Linked DNA regions of Homo sapiens: region 1 is linked to region 2. The links are chromatin loops, found by intact Hi-C in ENCODE. Cell type or tissue: MCF 10A. All regions are shown on one strand.

Evidence for each region. A loop is a pair of places that touch in the nucleus more often than their neighbours do. Peaks named below come from ENCODE experiments on the same cell type or tissue, not always from the same donor. Only the 100,000 strongest peaks of a DNase experiment are listed, where the experiment ranks them.
Region 1: a loop joins it to region 2, with 5 times the contacts of the local background. A loop is called at or near these places in 6 of 110 quality-filtered maps.

What each region holds. Positions count from the first base shown.
Region 1 is chr10:126,393,527-126,401,526 of GRCh38, forward strand. No RefSeq gene overlaps it. Among named protein-coding and RNA genes, the nearest start is that of ADAM12, 9.0 kb to the left of the region's middle. In MCF 10A, no CTCF peak of the experiment used is centred here; a DNase peak (open chromatin) is centred at 4,695.
Region 2 is chr10:126,456,642-126,464,641 of GRCh38, forward strand. C10orf90 (chromosome 10 open reading frame 90) reads right to left here. Exons shown (of 10, transcript NM_001350921.2): 6 at 4,760-4,944; 7 at 2,399-2,576. It overlaps LOC728158 (a long non-coding RNA gene), which reads left to right. Exons shown (of 7, transcript NR_148989.1): 6 at 83-309; 7 at 2,374-4,316. Among named protein-coding and RNA genes, the nearest start is that of LINC00601, 39 kb to the left of the region's middle. RefSeq lists an enhancer at 2,951-4,150. In MCF 10A, no CTCF peak of the experiment used is centred here; DNase peaks (open chromatin) are centred at 2,020, 3,050 and 3,640.

The DNA.
Region 1 (8,000 bases), 63 kb before region 2:
GAGTAGTATTCCATAGTGCATATATACCACATTTTCTTTATGCACTCATTGGTTAATGGGCATTTAGATTGGTTCCATATCTTTACAATTGTGAATTAGTGACTCATTCTAACAAAACGCAGCCTAAGTGAGCAGTGTGTAAGTTCTGAGGCCAAATCATGAAAGGCATTTCAGCTTCCTCCTTGACTCAGGTTGCTCGCTCTGGAGGCAACCAGCTGCCATGTCGTGAGGAGCCTCAAGCAGACCAGTGGAGTAGAGCTGAGGTGGGGAATGAGGTTTCCTGCCAATAGCCATGTGAGTTAGCTACGTTGCAAGTGGATCATTCAGCCCGTCATTTTCAGATGACAGCAGCCTTATGAGAAGACCCCAGGGCAGAACCATTCAGCTAAGCTGCTCCCAAATTCCTGACACACAGAAACCCCCTGAGATAATGAGTATTTGTTGTTTTGACCCATTACTTTGGGGAATAATTTTTTACACAGCAATAATTGTTATGCATGTAATAAAGCGAACATTCCATTTCTATGGATTTTTCTAGCTTTTGGAATGTCTTGATAATTTCAATATGAAGGGCACCCTTCTTGTTTATCAGCTTTGAAAACAGGGTGTAGATAGGGTGGCCATGGGTCCCAGTCTTGTCCTATTGTACTTATCAACGGCAGTCCCTTTCTCTCTCACTAGAGTCCTGATTTGTAAACAAAGTGCACAGTTATCCTGTCTGTAGATAAATGTTTCTTTTGTGCCGTGTCTTCAGGGCAGGAGGGATGGGCAGGCACACGTGCTTGGTTGTACATCTTGACTTGATTCCTTCCATGAAGGTTGGTTGGCTGAATGAGCTCGCTCGCGGTGATAGATACCAAGCCACAGCTCCCAAAGCAAAACTGGCTGAGGCCATGAAGACTCACAAGATTGTCTGAGTATCCCCACTACACGGTTAGCCAGTCACACAGTGATCTGATCTGGACTGCCGTTTCCGGAAGTTGTAAGACATTTTTCACCTCCTGCCAAAGTACCTGGGGCTCTGCTGGTGGCTGTATCTTGAATGCATCCAAGAGAAGATGTGATGAAAGGTCATGCTTGCTCTTTCTCTTAGAGAGAATCACCAGAGGAAGCATAGTGGCCCCACCACCCAGGCTGGCCACTCAAGTGTCAGGTTTCTGTTCCTGCAAGGATGCATGGACTCCCAGAAACCAGGAGGGCTGGGGTGGATGGAGGCTGGGGGAGGACTCCAAGGTGCTCTGGGGACAAGTCTTGGCCTCCCTATCCAATCTCCAGCAGGTTTCTTCCTAGGGAGAGAGGCCAGACCTACTTTACGATAACGCAGGAAAAGCCATCCCAAGACCTACATGCCTTATTGAAACTCCGTCTTTACCTGATCTCTCTTGTGGCAAATTAGGCCCTTTGCCTCTTATTCTGTGCCCTTAAAATTGGCAAATAACTAGACACTGGTCCCACTTCATGTACTTGAATATAGTTCCCATTTTGTCTCTACTGTTTCAGGCAAATCAACCCCAATTTCTTTAATGTACCCCCTGGGTCCTATTCTCACTCTTTCTAATCATGTTTGTTGCTGTCCTTTGGCACCTCTCCAGTTTCTTGATTTCTCTTAAACTGTGGAGGCCAAATGTGGCTACAGAGTTCCAAGAAGGGTCTGCATGAAGCCAAGGGAAGCAGAGCACTGGCTGATTGCGCCTAGTGGGGTCTCTCTGCAGCTGAGACTTTTAACTCCTTTTTGGAGGCCTGACCTAGTTTCTACTCTGAGGATGAAGAAGCGATTCTGGGTCTGGGGAGGCCAGCTGCTCTGAGAGCAGGGTGGCTGACCCTGCACCCATCCGCTCCCAAGCCCTGCATGTGGTATGTGCAGTCCCCCTCCTTTACCATGGTTATTTCAGTCTGCTTCTTAGACCTCAATTTTCTCCGCTGCTTCAGTTTCTCTCAGTTCTGCATCCTGGTGAGCACTTTTGTCCAGGGCTCCATTCTCCCTAGAATTAACTCCTTGATGAGCTCAGGCAGAAGAGACAACTCAGAAGTACCAGGGCCTGGGATCAATTGTTGTTTCTCCTACATTAAGCTCTGGTCTGGACTCTAATGCAGCTTTAATTGTTTAGCAGTTACCAAGCATTTAAAATTTTCATCTCCATCAGATCCTGAGCCAGCAGCACCCCACTGCTGCAAGTCCCCCAGCACTCCTGAGTGAAGGAATTATCCCACCGCCTTCCTGGATAGAAACTCCAGCATTCCTTTCCCTAATATCCCTAAGCCATACTCACAATGTTCCAGCTTTCTTTGTCCTAGGCTGAGCTGAAAAATAAAGAACCAATAGTTGAGGAAGCGTCCCCACAGGTTAAGGACACAGACACAGATCCTGCCTTCAAAGACCTCCTGGTCTTATGATACAGAGAATGGCTTTGAGCCTACCTAAAATAATAACAACAGGGCCTGTCCTGCAGCCACTCTGTCCAAGGCCTCCAAGATCTCATCAACCCTCATTGAGACAGTTAACTACTCCTCCTCTTTTGAGAGGAAATGGTGCCTTTGAGAAGTGGCTTGCCCATGAACACAAAACTCAAAAGTGGTCCACCTGGGATTGGAGGCTGGGTCTGTCTGACTCCAAAGATCTTCCATTTCATCTTCTCCCTGCCAGTGCTGGTCCAAAACTCGAGTCATCGTTGGCCCCTTCCTTTCTCTCTCCCTGAACCACACCCATCAAGTCCTGTGCATGCCACCTCAGAAATATCCCCCTGGCTCTGCCCTCTCCATACAATCCCCCAGGGTAGATAACCATGGTGCCTCCCCTCAAAGACAGGGGTAGGGTCCTGAGGCTTGTTTTGTTGTTATTCTAGCCACTGCTCCTGCAAAGGCACTTTTAAAATGGAAATCTGACAAAACTTTCATGGGTCCTCATTGTCTTCAGAAATATATTGAATCTACTTCATGAGACATACAAGGCAATTTGGGGTTGGTCCTGATATGGTTTGGCTGTGTCCCCACCCAAATCTCATCTTGAATTGTAGCTCCCATAATCCCCACATGTCATGGGAGGGACCCAGTGGGAGGTAATTGAATCATGGGGGTGGGTTTTTCCTATGCTGTTCTCATGATAGTGAATAAGTCACATGAGATCTGATGGTTTTATAAAAGGCAGTTCCCCTGCACACACTCTCTTGCCTGCTGCCATGTAAGACATGCCTTTGTTCCTCATATACCTTCCACCATGACTGTGAGGCCTCCCCAGCCATGTGGAACTGTGAGTCCATTAAACCTCTTTCCTTTATAAATTACCCAATCTTGGGTATGTCTTTATTAGCAGCATGAGCACGGACTAATACAGACCACAGTCAGCACTCCCAGGCTCCTCTCTTTCCTGCCACCTGACACAGCACCATCCTCCAGTCACATGGCACCACTTGACTTTTGCAAAATGTTGAACATGTCATGGTTTTCCATGTGCTTCTCCCACTGTCTGAATGCCCTCCTCTTCCACTCCGTAGAGGATCTATCCTTCAAGGTCCAGAATGGCACCATTTCCTCTGTGATGCCTTCTCTACCTCTTCAGGCAAAGTGAACATTTCATTTTGTGCTCCCACAGTTCTGTGTATCCGCTGATAGCATGAGGCTTAATGCTTGGTGGTATAATTATTGCTGGGCAAGCCTGTCTGCCTTGCGAGACAGGGATCCCCTTGGAGGTAACCCCGTCTTGCTCACTCTTATTGTCCATGCCTAGCTCAGTGCCTAGGAAAGAGAAGGCACAGGAATTTCTGGTTAAGTGGATAAATGAACCAGTGTGTGCAACCACGTTCCCATCTGGGTCTTTAGGAATTTTTCTCTCTATATAGTTTCCCAATCCAGGCTTAAGGACAGGGATTCCATGTAAGTGTATTTATTGCTGAGGTTCAAGACAATAAGTGGACAATATTTCATTTCTCTCACAAACTATTTTTCCAATAACCTCCCTAATTATTCCAGTTAAGGCTCATTACCATTGCAAATCAAGTTTGAACTGATATTCACAGAGCTAGCAATCTGTACTGGGACATGTTTTATTTTTGAAAATCTTTGATTTTTAACTAAGTCTGTTACTTCTGGTACTATTTTAAAATTTAATAGAAACAAAATAAAACTCTTTTAAGGCTCTAAACAACCTCAAACTGTGTTTTGTTCTGGTAATCAGACAATACATAAGGACTGTGGTTAGTTGGAGATATTGCCAACAATGGAAAAAATAAATATGAGCCTGAGTCAGAATAATCTGAAACCAGAAATGTGTGTTGGTAATAACTCAGAAAGTCACATGGAAGAGCCTCGGTCACAACACCAGATTTGATGGTTTTTCAAAAATTACAATCTCATATATTAGAGAGCCCCTTCCACCTGGTAGAGTGCCAAGAATTCTTACAAAATTGAGTCTTGAGAAATCAAAATCCTGCACCATCAGGAAAATGCTGTCTCTGTTGGGGGTAAGATATAGACAGTCTGGTGCATGGAAAAGTGGCCCCCAGTGATGAGGACACAACATTGTCATTAAAGGGGAGACTGTTAAATCAGGTAAAAGCCATTCCTGCAGCCTGAGCCTTTTAGGCACTTTTCCAGCAGCAGAGCGGGAACTGCAGCATCACTCTGGGTGGGGGGGTTACGGAATAGGATTCCATGTCCAATTCCACTGCACTGAAATACCAGAAGCATGACCCAATAATGTGGTTTTGCTATTCAACACCAGTGCTTATTCACCTACCCAGGGAGGGGAGAAAGTATCCTGCTTATTCATCCCCAAGCAGAATGTTGCCCTCAACCCCATGCTGGGCTTCCTAATGACATCAGGCTTAAATCTGCCACTTGGTCCTGATGACCAGCAGCCGTGATCTCTGCCCTGGAAAAAGAAGATGCAGGCAGCAATGGTACCGTAGAGTGTCTGGTGTCACCCTTGTACCCCAAATGGTCCTCTAGCATTTAAATTAGCCTTAGCAGAACTGGCACCAGAGGTCTAAACATGAAATCTTTCTAGAGCTGAATGCTATTTCCTTCTTCTGCCTAGATTTATGGCAATTGACCTATTTTACAGCTCTCTTACTGACCTACTTTCAAGTTCTATTTCGGAAAGTGACACAAAAGTCTTTTGTATCCCTGCAAAAGAAGAAGAGGCTAAAACACATACATAGGCACCCATGAACACTTACACTTGCAGAAATCAAGGCCGGAGTAATTTTCCAGAAAGGAGCATTTGTTTTCTGTCACCAAAAAAAAAAAAAAAAAAAAAAAAATTAAACTCATCAGAAAGTACTTTAAGAAGTGTCAACAGTACTTCAAAACTAAATATAAATATATATGTTCAAAACCAATAATACGTATAATTTATTAGATCTTATTTTCTGGTAAAATACCTGCGGGGTAATGTCAATGCATGTTGGTGGAAAACTTCATTTTACACACAGAAACCAGGCAATTTTTATATGAGTCATGGTAGATTTAGATGCAAATGGCCCTCTAAACGTCTCCTCCTGCTTAGTGTCACTTTAATCAGAGGTTGCATATCTGAGCTGTAACCCCATAGTAAACTGGAGGAATAAAAATTACATATCTGTTTAATGAGAGAGTTGTGTTCTGGTTAGCAAATGACCCGACATCCGGCTCCCAAGCTTGGGTAATAAGGCTGCCCAACAAGATGCTATGATAATGGCAATTATCATTGAAGTAGCACGAATTACAGCCAAACACTTCACATATGTTATTTATAAACTTCCCTATTGCCCTGTGAAGTATATTTCAGTTTCACAGATGAAAAATGAAGGCTCAGTGATATCAAATAATCAAAACCTTAAAACTACTAAGTCGCAAACTAGGACTCAAACACAGGACTGCCTAATTCTAGAATCTACATTTTCTTTCCATAAACCATAATGCCTCTTGTAAAAGTCAATTCTACCCAAATGTGTACTTAAATCCTGTGATTATCCTACCACTAGTTAACCACTTGGTTTCTGTCATTTACTGCCCACAGAATGGGAGTTCTCCTTAGCATTGATCAATTTTTAGGTCGATTAAAAATGGAAAGATACTGAATACGATGTGGTATCCTGTACTGACTCCTGGAACAGAAAAAAACATTAGCGAAAAAAACAGTGAAATCTGAATAAAGTCTGGAGTTAACAGCAATATACTAATGTTGGTTTCTTAGTTTTGACAAATGTACTCTGTTATTTTAGATGTTGACGATAGGGGAGCCTGGGTGAAGGGATACGGGGGACCTCTCAGTACTGACTTTGCAACTTTTATGTAAATCTAGAATTATTCCAAAACTTAAAAGGGGGAAAAATAGTAGTTATCCTGTGGTTCCTGATTATCCAGGCAATTCAAATCAAGATTTGCACCAAGTATTATTTATTGCAGGCAGAATAGACACATGGAGTAGCATTTTCCAATTCTACATCTATGCATTAGGACTAACAAATTTATTTAAAAGTGCGACCAAATGCACTGTCCTTATATATTTTCTTAATGAATGCCAAGGATGGAACTACTATTCAGTATAAAAATGGCTGACAATATAAAATGGTCTCAAAAGCTAAGTGGGCAAAAGTGTATATAATATAATATGTAATATAATAAAAGTATATGTAATACAACATTTATCCAGGAAGTTGTGATATAAATATATGTGTGTGGGTATAACATTATACATGTACTGTTAATACATTGATTTTAAATGAAAAGATAAACCATACATATTTTTAAAAATTATCTCATATAAGGGGATGAAGAGATATGACAGAGAGAAAAAGGAACAGGTCAAATACCTCAAAATATGCTTCGGTTTGTAGATTTGATTTTGAAACCACATAAATATTTTTACATAATTATGAAACAAATTGAAATATTAAAAAAATCAGTTCCTAAACATCAAAACCAAAATGGAATAAACATAACTATTGATTTGTGGCATGTCCACAAAGAAAGAGACAATTTCATGTGACTTAAAAACATTAATTTCATTGTACATCCTTAGTGAGACATGCCCTAAAAACAAAAAGAACATAAAAAAGAAAAAACAACTTCAATGGTTTTTAACAATCCTATTATTGGCTATAGGGTTAGAGTCATTCTTCTGGGTTTTAAGGTTGATGAGATCAAGTAAAATACCCCTTAAACTCTAATTGAAAGTATTCGTATAAACTCAGGACATATTTTGTTTTAGAAAAATAAAACCTATTTTCTAGCTTTGTGCACTGAAAGGGTCTGGAAACAATGACCAACCCATTAATAATGGTGCTTTTAGTGCCTAGATTGTGATCTCTCTGCCATTTCCCCTTAAATGCAACCAGGGCTCCTTGGAAATATGACTGATTCCGGGTCTCGGGCAGGAAATATATAAGGTGAGCTATAATATCTTGTCATGTCCAAAGAAAGGAAGCTGTCAAAGATCACTAGAGTCATGTCAAAAGGACACGTGAGCTAACCTAAGTTCCCATTAGTCAAAGATGGGACAATTTGAACAGAAACAATAACTTAATGTATTGAAACATGCCAAATATGTTTGTATTCATGAGTTCATTAGGATAAGTCAAAAAACAGGCAAACAAACCAAATGTCTCTTTGATTGCTCAGGAAGCTGGAGAACCAAGCCATTATTTTGAAAATGGGTTAATAAAAAGAAAGATTCAAACATTTATCCTGACTTTTCTGTATCAACTCTATCTGAGAGTATTCAAATAGTTGATGAGAGAAAGTCTCTTTTTGTTGAATTAAGCCAGGTAATATGTGAAGAAGGAACGGTAGATTTAGGAATTACCATACTGTAACCTCTGCTGAAATAAAAGATCTAGGGATGATCATTGCTGGCTACTTACTGGCCAGAGGTGAAGCCTCGTGATGAAAGTATACAACCCTACATACGGATCTAGCCAAGGTGACTTAAAAATATGTAAGGAGCAGAAAAGCACGTTCAAAGACACCCCGGGAGTGCAACTAGCTAAATCTGCACTGTGGGAAATGAGTGGCGCTATTCC
Region 2 (8,000 bases):
GGGTCTTTGCAGAGGTAATCAAGTTAAAATGAGGTCAGACTGGTGAGGTTAGCCCTAATCCAATGACTGCTGTCTTTATGAGAAAAGGAAATTTGAACATAGAGACACAGACGCAGGGAGGATGGCCATGTGGAGACAGAGGCAGAGACTGTAGTGCCGCATCTACAAACCAAGGAACATCAAGGATTGCAGGAAGCCGCCAGGAGCAGGGAGGGAGGCTGGACACGGGATTGACCACTGAGCCTCTAGAAAGTAACCAACCCTGTGGAAACCTCGGTTTTGACTTCTGGCCTCTAGAACTGCAAGAAAGTAAGTTTCTGGGCTTGTTTTGTTTTTGTTTTTGCTTTTGTATTTTGCTTTTTCTGAGACAGGGTCTTGCTCTGTTGCCCAGACTGGAGTGAAGTGGTGTGATCATGGCTCACTGCAGCCATGACCTAGCGAAGCTCAGGTGATCCTTGCACCTCAGCCTCCCAAGTAGCTGAGACTACAGGCATGCACCATCACACCTGGCCAATTTTTGTACTTTTTGTAGAGACAGGGTTTCTCCATGTTGCCCAGGCTGGTCTTGAACTCCTGGGCTCAAGAGATCCACCCATCTTGGCCTCCCAAAGTGCTGGGATTACAGGTGTGAGCCACTGGGCCCTGCCAGTTCCTGTTCTTTTAAGCCCCTGTGTTTGGTGATTTCTCACAGCAGCCCTAGGAAATCAGTACAGATGGCCAAGGCCACATTGCCTCTGGCGCTTGGGATGATGGTGTTCCAGACCACTTGTGGCTGGCAGAATGGCACAGCCGGGAGGTGCTGGCCCAGAAGAGGAGAAGCTCAGTGCAGCACCACACTGAACAGGTTCCCTAAGGTCTCTGGGTCTCTGTTTCTTCCCAAAGTGAAGGGACCTGACTGAAAAGGAAGCCCTCCGTGCCATTTTGTGTGTGTATGTGAGTCTTGAGCTCTAAAGTGGCATCATTCTATAATTGCCTACCACAAATTTGGTAACTAACCATGCTCTCAAGTAGCATCTTCAGAACTATTGAGGCTGAGGGGCCCACACAGCCTGGGCACCATCACCCAACACTGCCCAGGGCCAGTGGAGGCACTGAAGGCCCCAGGGGTCTCCTGGTGCTGGCTTTGGTCCTCACAGCAACTTGAGAAGTCTGTGCCTGAACCCAGTTTTCTCTTTATTAGGCCAGAGATGAAAAAGCTTCCTGGAAACTATATCCCCATTGAACCTTTATCTGCCAATGGACTTATAGCACTGGTTAGAGACACATTTTCCCATGGGGAGCTCTTTGCACATCCCCTTTCGTTAGTATACTGGAACTTGTCATGAGGAGGGAGCAGCAGGTGTCTTGTCAAATATTTAGCCACAGGGAAGGATGCATTCAAATTCATCCTTCCCCGAGGTCTTTAGACAGCTCCACCAGCAGAGTTCTGGTGGAGAGAAGGAGACTTAGCCTGCCCATAGACTGGGGAGATTCACAGGAATTCTATTACAACACCATTTTCCTCAGTCCCCCAGGCACCCAGAATAAGATCTTGGTAATGTTTGCTAAGCTGCACTTTATTGAACATGGTTATTTCCCCAAAAGACTTTTATTCTGAGTTATACTCATGATTTCACCTCCTAGGGGCCAAAACATTTTCCTAGGAAGAAAGTTCTCATTCCTCTATCCAAAGGAATAAAACTGGGGTTTCTCCAGGCCTCTAGATTTTAAGATTTGGGTTGGCAGGCACTAAGTATGTGCTCTGATGTCCCCCATCCTTACCCTCATTTCTTTTTGTTATTCTTGCTAGTTTAATAGTCTGTTTATAAGCTCCATGAAGAAGGGACTGAGGTTAGTCTTGCTCCCAGCATGGCACCCAGAGAAGGGTCTTGATAACTCCCTCTCCAGTGAGTAAGTAAGTGCCCTCCCTCACAGGATCAGTGTGACACTGGCCTCACAGTGCTGGGAAGCCAGCCATGTATTCTCTGAGCTCACAGCAGGAAAGGGGTTTCAAGATGAGGAATGTTGATATAGACAAGCTGGAGTCAACCTCTCACCCCGAGATCTGTTTTGCAATCTATAAAGGGCAAAGGGGATCTCTTGCAAATATCTATTAGGAGCCAAGAATTTGAACTTGCTACCCTGGCTGCTACAGTGGTGTGGCTTCTGTCCCAGCTGTAATGGTAAATTGGTGTCCCAAGTTGTTTCTGCTGAGCTCAATGCCCATATGTGATCTCTCAAAATGGGCTGGCTCCAAGAACAGGATTTATGATGCTGAGGGTCAGCCACTTGGAGCCATAACAGGTTCTGCGTATGTCAGTGGCATCATTTGGAGCCATCACCCCTGAGTGAAGCCTCCAGCTCCAGGAACCCCCCATCCCTGGTCTTTTCCAGTCTCCACAAGCCACCTGCAGCTTACCACTCAGAGGATGGGGAATCGTGAACTGCTTCTTGCTGGTGCGGATGGGAAGGAGGCTCTGCTTCTGCCTCAGGTCCTCCTTCCGCTGGGCTTTCCTCTGCTGGACCATGTGTTCAAGCTTCTTCAGCCGTTCTTGTGAGCGAGAAATGAACTGAGGCTTACGAACTTCCAGTGCTTCCTATGCAAAGCAAAGAAAATACGTCATTTTTAAGAGCAGTGACACAGAAAGGCAACGCATCTGTCTGATGCAGCCAAGAAGCCGATGGCAAGCACAACACTCAGAGACCAAAAGCCACGGTGCAAAAGTACGTCACGCTTTTCTTGCACATCTTTGTGTAAAGAAGGTAACAGGCATGTTGACAACACAGGTCCTGGGGGTCAGGCCTGGCCAGCGCCGAGGCCCCTGCTGCAGCAGGATTGACCGGCAACTGGCATCAAAGCTGGGAGTGCAGAGGCAACGTCTGCCCATTCATCTTTCTACCCTGCTGAGTCATTTGTTCCCAAAAGACGATCCAAAAGCCCTACATTCTGTATTCCAAAGAGACATGGGAGTGGAGGGCATGGAGGTGCTGAGTCACTTGCTTCTGTTGCACTTGGAAGCCCCAAGAAGCACAGACACAGATCATCCACTCAGCGTGAAAAACGTGCTCTTTCAGGAGGCACCACAACTGCGGCTGAAGGAAACAGCTCCTCCTCCTGGGTAGAAAGAGCTGGGAGGAAACCTTTGCCTATACAGAAAGTTCTGTGAGCTCCACAAACCATGTCAGAAGTCCCTATGTCTCCACTCCCACCTCCATGCACTAAGCCACCCACACAAGTCTCCTGAACAAGACTAACTGCCATTCTGCTCCATCCCAGATGCCGGGCTAGGTGCTTGATGTGTATTCATCACCTCGTGGAGTCCCACAACTGTTCAGGAAGGCAGGAATATTTCTTTCCATTTGACAGATGCAAAAACTGAGGCTCATGGTAGTTTGGTAGATCACATGGTAACACCCTATCCACGGGAACCCCATTCTTTTCCTGCACTGCCTTTTATGGTCTTAACTTCCTATTCCTTGAGTGTCTCTGCTCAAGTTGTCCCCAGCCTGAAGTACCACCCATAGCCATTGGCTCAAGTTCCATCTACCCCAGGAATCCCTGTTGAAATGCCCTGTTGAGCCAGAGCATGGTGCTTCACCGATGGGCTTGAGCAACAGTGAGTCATATGTTTACCTCCGTGCTAGGCTGTGAGCTCCAGGAAGTCATGGGCCATGTCTCATTGACAATGCATCACTCACACAGTAGGAGTCCTGCATGTATATGCTCAGCAAAGGCTCACTGGGCATGCTGCCATGACTGAAACTTTCCTCTGCCCCCTTCCTCTTCCTTGGGAGCTCAGAGTGCCCAGGCGGAAGAAGTGTGGGCTCAGTCTGTATCACATATGTGTCCCTGGCAGCTACACTGGGGGAGAAGTCTTCTTGGCCAGCTCCCCACATGGTGCCAGCCACCAGGAACAGAGAACCACAAGGTACAAGTCACTGGATGTGCTGAAGCTTCAAGAGAGTTCCATGCCTAAAGAGATAACCCCTAGGAACAGCCTGGTGGCTCAGGTTTAGCTGCTGCCTTGGCTGTCCACCCCACCAAGAATGGCCTTAGAGACTTTGGGGGCACCATGAATGCCTCACCCAGGTCCCACCGAGGCCCCCTGGGTACAGGAGCCAGCCAATGGAGCCATCTCCACAACTGCAACTGCAGGGAGATTTGCAACCTTATTAAGTGCCTTCCAAGAAGGTGTGGCTAGCTGTGCAATACAGTTAGCAGAGGATTCCTCTGAGGTTGTTTGCCTTCCTAATTTTTATTTCTCTGTATTTTTTTAAACTTTATAAAATGTGTGCATACTACATTTTATAAAACAATTGGGAAAAGATGCCAAACTAAAACTTTCCTATCCCTCCATTCATGACCATGTGACCTTGGCCAACTTCACCTCTCAAAGGCTCAGTGTCCTCATCTGAAGACACTGAGATCTGGAGCCCCTATATGCTCCTACCTCCTGGGAGCCTTGCATGGATTGGAGGCACTGATGCCTAGGAAGTGACCTGTGGAATGCTGGAGCATCCATCACTGCTGCTGTCACTGTCACTACTGATAGTATTTGATCTTCATTCTAACCTGGAGGAGTCAGTGTCATTATCTCCATTATTCAAACAGTGACAGAGTGGCCCAGAAAGCTTAGGGGACCTGCCCAGTCACACAGCTGCTACAAAGTGAAATCAGGTTTCCAGCCTCAGAGGTGCAAGTGAGGTTGTGTGCTCACGGACTCCCTAGGAAATCTCTCCCTTTGGCAGGAATCAAGCCAGGACACACAGAAGGCCTTACTTGCAAGGTCAAAGATCTTGCAGGCGTTTGCTGAGACTCAGAACAGTCTTCGGACAGGCCAGGGCTCCCTGCTCCATCGCGGGGTGCTGGCGAGGGTGCTGCTGGGGAGGGCTCAGGTGTGGTGGGGTCCTCACTCTTCTTACATTCCTTTATTTTTACAACCAAGTCACAGCATGTGTAATCTCCTAGGAGAGAAGATTTAGAATCCCATTTAGAGGGCACCAAGTGATTTTCACGTGGCTCCTCAATACCATTAGACACAGAAGACAATTTTGAAAATAGAAACGCCAGTGGACTATTAATGGGCCTCGTTAAGCTGACAAGATCATGCCTCATCACAGAGCCCCCGGCCGCCCTGGTCACAAGGAAGAGCGTTTGCATTCAGCCAGACTTCAGGACCAGCTAATTATGCCAGGGAGGTATTCCGTAGGCTTCTGATGGTTAGGATGGCTTTGCTCAAAATGAAAAGAAACTTTTCTATTCAGTGCTTCATATTAAGTGTGTCCTGTCCAATTATCACAGTTCGGTTGTTTTGGGACAGTGTATTAATCTACCCAGCACTTACTACACTGATGATATAAGGACAGGGCGCTGGTATTCAATTATAGAGCCCTCCCCTGCACTTGCTGGAGACGACCACTGGCTTTGCATAAGTAATTGGGATGACTTCGCTTTCAAGGCTGGTTTGGGGCTCTTCCTGGGGCCATTTTGACTTTCCCTTGTGGAAAAGGTCAGGAAATGAATGGATCCAACAGCATCTCAGGCAAGACAGTTTCTGATGGATTGGGGATTAATGAGTATTCACTGGGCACTTACTGGACTCAGCAAGCAACACAATGTCCTTCACTCTGTCCTTAGCTCACCCCTCCCATATGAGCCCCACTACTTGCCTCACTGCACCTTCCCCTCAACACAGCACCCTGAAACCACCCCAGTTCTGAAAATGCATGGCAGCCTCTCCCTCACTCCTCACCCACATGCTTGCCTATCTCCATAAAGCCCCTTTGATTCCTCTGCCCAGTGGACTCCCACCCTCCAGGCTGAGTCCAAACCTTCCAAAAGTCTCCCTCCCCTTCCCAAGGCACGACCCATCCCTGCCTCTGCTACGTCACTGCAGGGAACACACATCACTCATTCAGCAGCATCCATCACCAGGTGGGGTTGGAAGATCATACTTTCACCCCACAAGCCTATGACTCCGTCGAGGGCTGGACCATATCATACCCACTCTGCATCTCTCCACAGCACCAGGTGCCCAAAAGGAGCTCATTCTCTGGGGAGTGGAGAGGTGGCCTTCTGGAGGCTCACCTGTCCGTGGGATGCATCTCCATGATTACAACGACTACAACAACTACAACTCACCATTTATGCCTGGGTCCTCCCTCTCCTGGGCCAGCTGTCCAACCTCTGCTCAAAATCCACCCACAGTTCCTATTACCTACAAGCCCAAGCCAACTGGAGTTTTCATGGCTGTTCATGGTAGACGTCCCACTTGCAGCTGTCGCTTTGGAGTCTCTACCAACAGCACACCACTTAGAAGGTTTCCAGTCATGCTCTTTCATTTTTCTGAGCATTTGCTCTGGTTCCTTCTGGAAAAGAGCGACTACTCTGCCCCACCCACCCCCCGTCTCCCAGTGCCCCTTCAGGCCTAACACTAGCCCCAACCCCCGTCCTGTGGAGTTAATCTTGCCTTCTGCCACACTGTTTCCATGTCTTCTTGTGAGCATGTTTTCTAGTTCACCCTGTGCACAGGGGAGGAAGCCACAATTTCTCTGCCTCCTTCTCCACCATTCTCCCCAGCACCAGAACCAGAAACCCAAGGGCCAACCCTAACACTCCCACCTCTTCACTGCTCAAAGACCCATCCCTGGATCCTGAGCGTCTCTGCAGCCGCAGCCCCTCCTTCACAGTGACTCCACGCTCTCCTTGCCGGCTGGGCCTCAGCCCCCAGCCGTGCTCCTCTCCCATCTGTCCTCCACATTGCGCACGAGGCAGTAGTTTCCTCTTGAGCAAATCTAATTATGTCTCTTCCTCTTCAAAGGCTTGGCTCTGCCTTCAATCCAGACTTCCTAAGTGGGTTTAGAAAGGCCTTCCAACCTGATGCACGTGACCCCTGCAGACTCACGCCAGCCACTGCCACCCCCACAACCCTTGCGCCCTGGCCCCACCCTCTGCAGGTCCCCAGATCAACCATGTTCCTCCTGTCCCAGCCACTTGCGTCATGTGTGCCTTTCCCTTAGCCTGCAATGCTCTTTGCCCTCAGGTCTGATTTGAAAACGTCAAATATACTTTCAAGTTCCTGCTCAAATCACTTCCTTGGCAAAGATGCCTCTGCACAGTCCCTCCTCTGAGTGTCAGGGGCCGTCCTCGGCTTCCCCATGGCCCACCACACAGACACGGCTATGCTGCTGACCGTTTCCTGTGCCAACGGAGAGCCTAGAGGGCAGGGGATATAAAGCACAGCATCTGGCATACAGTAGGTGCTTAATAAATGCTTCTCTAAACGATTAATGAATGAGAAGCTAGGGATTAACTTGTTACTTTTATAATTGCCATAACCAATTTAAATTTTACAACCCAAGCTGATATCTTTCTTTCTGTCCTTTTCCATAGTTCTTTGAGAACATCTTTAGAATGATAGGAAATGTACATTTTTCCTGCTGACATAACCGGGCACCACAGGACGTTTTTCCAATGTGTTCTTGTGTCCTTTCTATAACATTCTTTGTTGCACCATTTAGTAGTGGTCAGCAACTTGATCCCCAGAGAAATGATGACTGTGTTCTAATTCTTGGTTTCTTCCTCTGTGGGAGGCTGAGTTTGGGACCTACTTTTTGGGCACGTGAGTTCCAGTGTCTCATGCTTGTTAAGCGCTGGGGACCTGTGGAAGCCCCGTGCCTTAGTCATTATATCCCTGCTAGTTAGTCACAGGGCCACAGTCAACCCAGAGGACCTGCTGCCTTCAGAGCAGCCACACACACCTGCATCTCCAACCTTCCTTAGCTGAGCCTGAGAATCTGCTGTGCACCTGGGTGTGGTCTTCTCTCAGCCTCAAGGGAGTACTGGCCTTGCCCACAGTGGTCTTGAAAATCCCCGACCCACATAGGGCTGCCTCCTGGGTGCTTGGGAGCTTCCTACTTGGCAACCATTTGTCCCCTCTCTGCTCTCCCAGTTGGAGAAGGGGAGGTTTCATCAGGTGAACGGTGACAGTATGCACGAGGTCCAGGTAGGCAATCAACAA